2 separate regions of the Mus musculus genome follow, and region 1 is linked to region 2. The links are chromatin contacts, found by Hi-C or POLR2A ChIA-PET in ENCODE. All regions are on one chromosome and are shown on one strand. The core of a region is the stretch at or near the end of the contact, and the rest is flanking DNA. Distances in the headings are between cores, read along the strand shown.

Region 1 (4,404 bases), core at 308-2,807, 44 kb after region 2:
GAGGTTGAAGCCACCCTCTGTGAGCTCAGATAAAGGCGGTGGTTACAGGAAATGTAAGACGTCCCTGGGAAGTGTAGTGAGCTATTTGGCTTTTTCAGCAGGAAGAATTCAGGCTGGGACTGCGTGGCTCTGTGGGTAGGGTGCTTGCCCTGTGTGCACAAAACCCTGGCTTCAGATCCACACCAGTGCATAAACTGGGCACGGTGAGTGAGTGCTTGTATTCCCAGGATCCGGGAGGCAGAGACAAGGAGGATCTTAAGTTTAAAGTTATCTTTTAATAAACACGGAGTGGGGCCCGACCTTGGATACAGGAGGAGAAGAATCGAGATGCGCGCTATATCTGACATGGATGAAGCCTGAACACATGCTAAGTCACCAAAATGAACAATGAGCCACTAAAAGACAAATACGACTGTGTATATGGGAGACAAATACGACTGACTGCCTATATGGGATTCCCAGAGAAAACAAAGTCACGCAGACACACCCCACCCGGGGTGATATTTACCAAGGTGGAGAAGTGGTTGTTTGTCAACTGGATATACCTGAAAAGAGGGAACCTCAAATGAGAACACTGACGTCACCAGATCAGCCTGGTGGACTCCTCGCTGATGCATTTTCTTTATTAATAATTGATGTGGGAGGGCCCAGCGCACTGCGAGCTGGCACCATTCCCAGCAGGTGGGCCTGTGCTCTATAAGAAAGGTAACCCGATCCTGCGATCCTGCGCCTGCAGAAGGAAGCAGGTTAGAGCTCCCCTCAGTTGGCTACTCTTGGTTCTTGCCTCTGTGCCTGCTAACTTCCTGAGTTCCTGAGCTAACTTTCCACAGTGAGGAGCTGTGATTGGCAGGTGTCAGCCAAGGGAACTCCCCCCCCTCAGTTTCTTTTGGTTCCAGTGCTTATCACAGCAGTGAGAACTAAGACAAGCAGAGGGGGTTTTCTCTTTAATGCTTACCAAGAGTTAGAGTTGCTGTTTTGATGGTTTAAGGGTTTAAGTTTTGCAAAAAGCAAACAAGTCCTGGCCATCTGTTGCAAAATCGTGTCAACAGTCAGGCGTTTTAACGACTGAACTGCGCACTCTGGGATGGTTACGTTTCATGTTATGAATATTAGACTGCATTTTTATAACAGCCAACCTCTCACTTTGGAGCCCAGATTGGCCTCCTCTCCTTCCTGCTTCAGTAGTTCCCAGCGATGGGATTACTGGCTGATCACATTTTACAAGGACAAATGTAACTATAAAAAGGGATGGCAATAGAGCTCGAGAGATAAAGGGAGGCAAAAGCCATTTTAGCCTGACCAGCTGAACTAGAATTCGGAAGGAACAATGTTTTGCCCTAAAGCTCCCTCCCTTGCCCTCCCAGGGCGGGCGCTGTGGCACCCGCGCAGGCGCCCCACGATAACCCTCTCTGGCAACTCTGGCTGTACCTCTGCTCAGGCGACCAATGAACACTCGCCTGTGGCCAAGCTCACGCCTCCATTGGCTGCACCCCGCCAACCGCGGTCCTCGCAGGTTCCCAAGCCGGGTTTAAAGGTGTCAGGCGCGCACGGCCCCTCACTGTCATCCGCCGGCACGCAGGTCCGCGGGGAGGGCGATCTGCCGACCGGCCCACCCCTGGGCGTTAGTGAAGGGCGCCCCGGGTCGCCCCACAGCCCCCGCCCCAGATGTACTATGCGATTTCCCAGGCGCGTGTGAACGCGGCTCCCGCGACCATGTTGCGGCCACAGCGGCCTGGAGACGTGCAGCTCGGGGCCTCGCTGTATGAGCTGGTGGGTTACAGGCAGCCACCTATCTCCTCATCCTCATCCTCATCCTCTTCCACCGCATCCCTTCTCCCCAAGCCTGCGCGCGAGAAGGCCGAAGCTCCGCTCGCTGAACCTCGGGGACCTGCGCCAGAGTCCGGGGGCGCCCGGGCCGACGCCAAAGAGGAACAGCAGCAGCAGCAGCTGCGGCGCAAGATCAACAGCCGCGAGCGGAAGCGCATGCAGGACCTGAACTTGGCCATGGACGCGCTGCGCGAAGTTATCCTACCCTACTCGGCAGCGCACTGCCAGGGCGCGCCGGGCCGCAAGCTCTCCAAGATTGCCACGCTGCTGCTCGCCCGCAACTACATCCTGCTGCTGGGTAGCTCGCTGCAGGAGCTGCGCCGCGCGCTCGGCGACGGTGCGGGACCCGCCGCCCCGCGCCTGCTCCTCGCTGGCCTGCCTCTTCTGGCTGCCGCGCCGGGCTCTGTGCTGCTGGCACCCGGTGCCGTGGGACCCCCCGAAACGCTGCGCCCCACCAAGTACCTGTCTCTAGCGCTCGACGAGCCACCGTGCGGCCAGTTCTCTCTCCCAGCTGGTGGCGCGGGTAGCCCTGGCCTCTGCTCCTGTGCGGTGTGCAAGTTCCCGCATCTGGTCCCCGCCGGCCTGGGCTTGGCAGCGGTGCAGGCCCAGTTCTCCAAGTGAGGGCTGGCTGGGCCCGGGGCGGAGCGCGACCTCAGCCAATCTTCCCGCGCCCCCGCGTCCTGGATCTAGGCAGAGCTGGCCCCAGAAAGGAGGACATTTCCAGACTTCTCTCCCAGACGACAGACTGTAGGGCGCCTTCTTCCCCGCCCCCACTCCCTGGCAATTAAAATAACCCAAGCGGGTGTTCCAAGGAGCGATGTAGTTGCTTGGGATTCTAGATGAATCCCACCTGTTTAGAGCCAGAAGTCTTCGCATCCCCACCACAACTCACCCACTGGCAGGGGTGACAACCCCCACCACCGCGGGCTATTCTCGTATCCGTGAGCATCGCGGAGTCGGGGAGGACGGTAGCCGGCCGGTGCGGTATAAGGGGGTTGCCCTGGGTGCAGCGAAAGGCTGCCCCCAGCTTGGTTTCCTGGCATGCTTCCGCTCCCTGGCCTAAGAGCTGCTCCCCAACAGTGTCTACCCAGAGGGGCGTCCTTTCCTTGTCCAGGGCCTGAGCGCACAGGCTCCCTTGCTCTCTCCAGCCAAACCATGCGGATCTAGGAGGTCTAGAAAGCCCAGGCCACCGGTACAAACATCAAGGGTGTTACGGATGGGCCGCTCTGGAAAGCCCAGGGTTTCCGAGCTGGATGTTACGCGGGTGCGCTCGGTTACCGCGCTCGGTGGTTGGGGATGCGAAGTGGAGAGGTTCCTCTCCACTCCCAGTTCTGTTTTTCAGGCTCGCCCAGGTGTTTTGTTGCAGTTTATGCTCCTTAAAACCTAAAACCCTTACTTAGTCTCCACTTCCCTAAAGGTAGCTTAACCAACGTTTGAGCTTGCTTGAAAACAAAATTCCAACCACGTTCCATGCCATCGGTGTTCGGACTTACTAAAATAGGTAGCAAGGCACGTCGTAGCGCAGGCTTATAAAATTCGGTCATTAACGTTCTCATTAAAGTAAGCGGAGTTGGGCGAGGATCCCAAACCGCCTACCCGCCGCGCTGCAGGCGGGAAGGCGCTGGCACTTCACAGGCTGGTCCTTAACCACAGCAGTGCGGCTGAAGAACTCCGTGGACGCGTGCGCGCGTGGGTGCCGCGTCTTGGCTTGTGACTAGCGTTAGGAAATTACCCAAGATTATTGCATAATCTTCACCAGCTTGCTTTGATTCTTTTTTATGTTGGAAGTTTTGGGTTGTTGACAGTAGCCGAATTTAACTGGCATTTTATTTGACCTCTAACTCTGTCCCTCCTGAACTGTACAGAAATCACAAAATAAAACGTCAACAGTTGAATTTTTACGTTTTTCGTCTGTTTGTTGAATAAAAATGTCCTTGTGTCCTGTTAGAGTCACAACGTAAGAGTGAAATCACAATGACTGGGTTTCCACATTTTAAAACTTGAATTCTTGACCTGTAAAATAATCCAATGGAGAGGCAACTGTGATTCAAATCCAGGTATCAGCTGGTCGTAGAAGGGCAGGGGCGAGCTGGTTAGAGGGGCAATGAAAAATCCAAGAGACTGGGGTTTGGCCAAACTCAGGAGATAGGGGCTCCTTTAAATATATCTTCTTCCCAGTGATATTCCCAGATGAATTAAGCCATACATTATTATACTTTATTTCAACATTTTCCTTTGAAATATATTTTTTTCTGTCTTGTAGTAAACAGAATCACAAACATATGAGCCCCCTACCCCCACCCCATCTGCAGGAGGTTGGTTGTTTTTAAGCAGAGTTGTCTCCATGATACAATAAGACACTGGGCACAATTTGATTCCAACTGAGGAAAACTTTGGGGTCCATCGAATTGATTTTAAGAATTTGGGGCACTATAAATCAAGATTGGGGGTGCACACCTGGCAGGAGGTTACTCTTAAATTCAAGGCTAACCTGGGTTACATGAGACCCTGACTCAAGAGAAGAAAGAAGATTTAAAAATTGGAGTGTTGATCTGTTCACATACAAGCCTCTGTTTA
Region 2 (4,367 bases), core at 1,325-3,824:
ACAAGCGGGGGCTAACCCCGACTAGTTTCCGATGGGGTGGGAGGAGTAAAGGAGACGCACGGAATTGTGTCCAGCCTCTGACTTGCCTCAGAGCCAGAGACCAAGGGACACAGATGGCCCTCAGGCGGCAAGCAGCTCTCAGACGAAGAGAAGGCAGCTGAGAGGAGAAGGAGACAGTTGGGAGCTGCCCGTCAAAGCTTCCGACTTAGAGAGTGAGGACCACCAGATGCCTGGAACTGCTGGGACAAGCTAGTTAGCTAACCAGGCTGCTACGCTAGCCACAGGGCTAGGGGAAGTGGAAAGGCTGGGGGTGGGGGTGGGGGACGCAGAGCCAGCTAGCGCTGCGCTCTTGCCTTCCGGCTCCTTTTCCAGGCTCGCCGCTGTAGAAAGGTTTCCCCAACTTTCGTCCGGGTCTCCAACTCCAGCTACTGGACCAAGTGTACAGAATGTCAGGCAGTTCTCCCGCAGACTTCCGGACGCAGAAGAGACAAACCAGTAGAACGCAACAAAAGAAGGAACCTGGGCGCTCGGATGCTCCGGGCAGTCACACTAGCCTGGGTGGCTGCAACCTATCTCCCGCATATTGTACCGCCTGAGGTTTGTTAGGGACTTTGGAGATCCACATCCCAGCTGGTGGCCCCACAGAGCTCACCCCCACGTACGCCCTCTCTGCGGTTTGCCAACGAAGGCCCAAGAGTGGTCCTCACATGCCCAAGCTCCTAATCCCCACCACAAGCCCCGTGTGACAGATTCTGCTAATTGAACGGTTATGGGTCATCCTCATAACCGTTGGGCGACATTATCACCACGCTTCAATTCTTCATGTTTTAAATACATATTTAACGGATGGCTGCAGAGCCAGCTGGGAAACACGCGGGTCGGAAAACAATGCTTCAGAAGGCACGAGATGAGGGGCAAACGCGCCAGCCCACTGACACTCGAGGGTGGACCCCAGGGGGGGGGGCGGGGGAGAACTTAGCACGAAATGAGGAGCAATCGCCTGAGTTTTCATGCCTGTTCTGACTTTGCTACAAGAAGACCAATTACTGTTTGTCTGCTTGCTTGTTAAAACTACATATGCGAATTCAAATACCAAGCAATGAGAAGTAACGAGAAAAGACCGTTAAAACTCCGTGAGAAGGAATTGGCGCTTATGTTTGGGGGGTGGAGGAGAGGTAGCACCCGAGATCTGTAAAAAATAAATATCCCAACAAACAAACAAAACGCATTTGAGCTGGAAATGTCCGGATGTGAGAAACAGTTGGGGGTGGGGATACAACCTACTGCCCCCATGCTTGGGCACTGCCAATTGCTCGCATCCATCCACGGTAGGCAGGGTCACCTGTATGGGCCTGGCCGTATTTTCTCCTGGAGGCTTGCTGAAATCAATTCCTAGGTTTTCACTTCCATAAAATGGGTGAGTGTATAGTTATCTCTAGACTTCCCCAGGCAATTCACCCAGATCCAGTTTCTCAGCTTTGTATGTGTGTGTGTGTGTGTGTGTGTGTGTGTGTGTGTGTGAGAGAGAGAGAGAGAGAGAGAGAGAGAGAGAGAGAGAGAGAGAGGCTGCTACCTATAAAAGACGTCCCAAGGCAGCTAGGAGTGTGTTTCAAGTATCAACTCCCATCCACAGCGGAGAGCCTCCGATAATTCTTTGCAAATAATGTTGCCTCTACTCCAAGGCTTGGGCACCAAGATGTTGGAAGTTCAGTGGCTGGGTTTCCCTGAAAATGAATGAGGTGGAAGTCGTTAACCATCGATGCGTTGGCGCTTTGACTGTATTGAAAATAGCTCTCCGGAGCTTCTACACAATCTAAACTTTATAATGAATTGCGATTTCTTCCCAGAGTGCTAAGAACCTTTCTCTGCTTCCTTGCCCGCCCCGTGCTCTCCAAGGCCATGCCCCCACCTGGGGGCGCTACCGCCTGTCCCCAAAGCTGCAGCAACTGCCACTAAGTAGAAAGGAGCTAAGGGAGTGGGGGCCTTCTGCGCCGCTAGTGTTTTCTTATGCAACCACAAATGGTCACAGTTTGATGAAAATCACTCGATAGGTCGGCAGCGGGAAACAGGAGGAGGCGGGAGGGCTAGCAAAAACTCCAGGTGTGGCAAGCAACCTCGGTGTTCATTCTCAGCCATAGAACTGGTTGGCCATCGGACGAGTTTGCAGATTCCCCGTCTCACTCCGTACCCTGGCCTGACGCTACAGTGACAATATTTATATTGAAAGTTGCAGGCGTTCCCTCTCTGCCAGGGTCCCCAGACTTCTTTAGCAGCCCCGCTAGCCCACCCGCTTCTTCAGCTCGCCCTTTCCTCTCCCTGCCCAGGTCCCTCCTCCCATCCCTCCTCGCGAATCTCTCTACCGCGGGCGCCCATTGGCTGTGTGCTGAGAGGAGGCGTGTGCCGGGCCCGGCGGGTTTCATTGAGCGGAATTAGCCGGGTGACATCAGCTTCGCAGCCCCTCGGGCCGGCCCAGCTCATTGGCGCCTCTGCCCCTCCAGGAAAAGCACATTGTTCCCGCCCCCCGCCCGGACCACCGCCACCGCCGTCGCTGCTGCCTCCACCCAGCTATAAAAACCAGCGGAACCCCGAAAGGTGTGGATGCTTATTACAGACCGAGCCAACACCAGCGCCCAGAGCCAGGTTCTCCTCCGCAGCGAGCACCTCAAATCTAATTCACAGTAAGTGTCCCCGCCCCTTAACTGCTCCAGCCTAAACCCCGAAGACCGACTTCTCCAAAGTGGCTAGGATTTAGGATGCACCCTACAGTGCTGGCCTACTGGCCGAGATCCCGCCCCAATAGGTACTAATGACTGCCTGGGTGTCTACACTCACCGCAGCATCCCAGGCTCCAATAACTCCTGTTGCGAGTCCGCAAGCTAGCCGCGCGGTCGTAGAACCAGCGCTTAGAAAGTGAATCCAATGCGGGCTGCCAGTGCGTGTGTTCACGCTTGCCGGCGTTTGCTGCGTGTGTAGATGGCGTTAAAGGCAGATGCGTCTGAGCACCAGATAGAAAATACTTCTCTATTCAGATCTCCGGTCCAGAGAAAAGTCCTCATTTATTCCAGGCCGGACTGAAGAAATAAAACCTCTAGAATGTCCCTCATTGAGGGCCACCCAGAAGTCCCTGAAATAAAGTAACCGGTGGATGAGTGGGGAGGAGAGAGATTAGGATAACTTGCATGCCCCGGGCTGCTAGAAGGCCAGACTGCCGCGGCGTAGATGCCAACCACCTTTGCGGGTTCCTGGAGCTGCCGTGCAGGCGGGGACGGCGATTGTCTCACTTCTTTCTCCACACCCTGTGTGTCTGTCTGTCTGTCTCTGTGTATGTGTGTGTCTGTGTCTGTGTATCTGTCTGGTTCTCTCCTCAAGTTCGGAAGGTTGAAAAAAGAAGGATCATTCGAGAGCTTAGATCATCCCTGGGGCCATGGACTCGGACGCCAGCCTGGTGTCTAGTCGCCCATCGTCCCCAGAACCCGATGATCTTTTTCTGCCCGCCCGGAGCAAGGGGGGAAGCAGCAGCGGCTTCACAGGAGGGACTGTGTCCTCGTCCACGCCGAGCGACTGCCCGCCAGAGCTGAGCTCCGAGCTACGAGGGGCCATGGGCGCGTCAGGCGCGCATCCCGGGGACAAACTGGGCGGCGGTGGCTTCAAGTCATCTTCCTCCAGCACCTCCTCGTCCACGTCCTCGGCGGCCACGTCTTCCACCAAGAAAGACAAGAAGCAGATGACTGAGCCCGAGCTGCAGCAGCTGCGCCTGAAGATCAACAGCCGCGAACGCAAGCGCATGCACGACCTCAACATCGCCATGGACGGCCTGCGGGAGGTCATGCCTTACGCGCACGGGCCGTCGGTGCGCAAGCTCTCCAAGATCGCCACGCTGCTGCTGGCGCGAAACTACATCCTCATGCTCACCAACTCGCTGGAGGAGATGAAGCGACTGGTGAGCGAGATCTACGGGGGTCACCACGCCGGCTTCCACCCATCGGCCTGTGGCGGGCTGGCACACTCGGCGCCTCTACCCACCGCCACGGCGCACCCCGCGGCCGCCGCGCACGCCGCGCACCACCCGGCCGTGCACCACCCCATCCTCCCTCCCGCAGCCGCCGCCGCCGCCGCAGCCGCCGCCGCCGCAGCGGTGTCCAGCGCCTCTCTACCGGGCTCCGGGCTGTCCTCGGTCGGATCCATCCGGCCTCCGCACGGCCTGCTCAAGTCACCGTCGGCAGCCGCAGCCGCCCCTCTCGGAGGCGGGGGTGGAGGCAGCGGTGGCAGCGGTGGCTTCCAGCACTGGGGCGGCATGCCGTGCCCCTGCAGCATGTGCCAGGTGCCGCCGCCGCACCACCACGTGTCGGCTATGGGCGCCGGCACCT

What was found. Hi-C counts contacts between places; a loop is a spot of excess contacts on that map. ChIA-PET counts read pairs that join two places held with the same protein, here RNA polymerase II (POLR2A).
Region 1: a loop to region 2 is called in a map of left cerebral cortex, with 6 times the contacts of the local background. The contact joins the promoter of Olig1 here to the promoter of Olig2 in region 2. A Hi-C loop is called at or near these places in 6 of 37 maps with a recorded cell type or tissue (left cerebral cortex and mouse embryonic stem cell). POLR2A ChIA-PET finds 5 or more read pairs at or near these places in 3 of 5 experiments (all embryonic stem cell).

What each region holds. Positions count from the first base shown.
Region 1 is chr16:91,268,212-91,272,615 of GRCm38, forward strand. Olig1 (oligodendrocyte transcription factor 1) reads left to right here and starts at 1,558. Exons shown (of 1, transcript NM_016968.4): 1 at 1,558-3,728. The coding sequence starts at 1,666. The coding sequence ends at 2,448.
Region 2 is chr16:91,222,976-91,227,342 of GRCm38, forward strand. It overlaps Olig2 (oligodendrocyte transcription factor 2), which reads left to right and starts at 2,575. Exons shown (of 2, transcript NM_016967.2): 1 at 2,575-2,678; 2 at 3,370-4,367. The coding sequence starts at 3,425.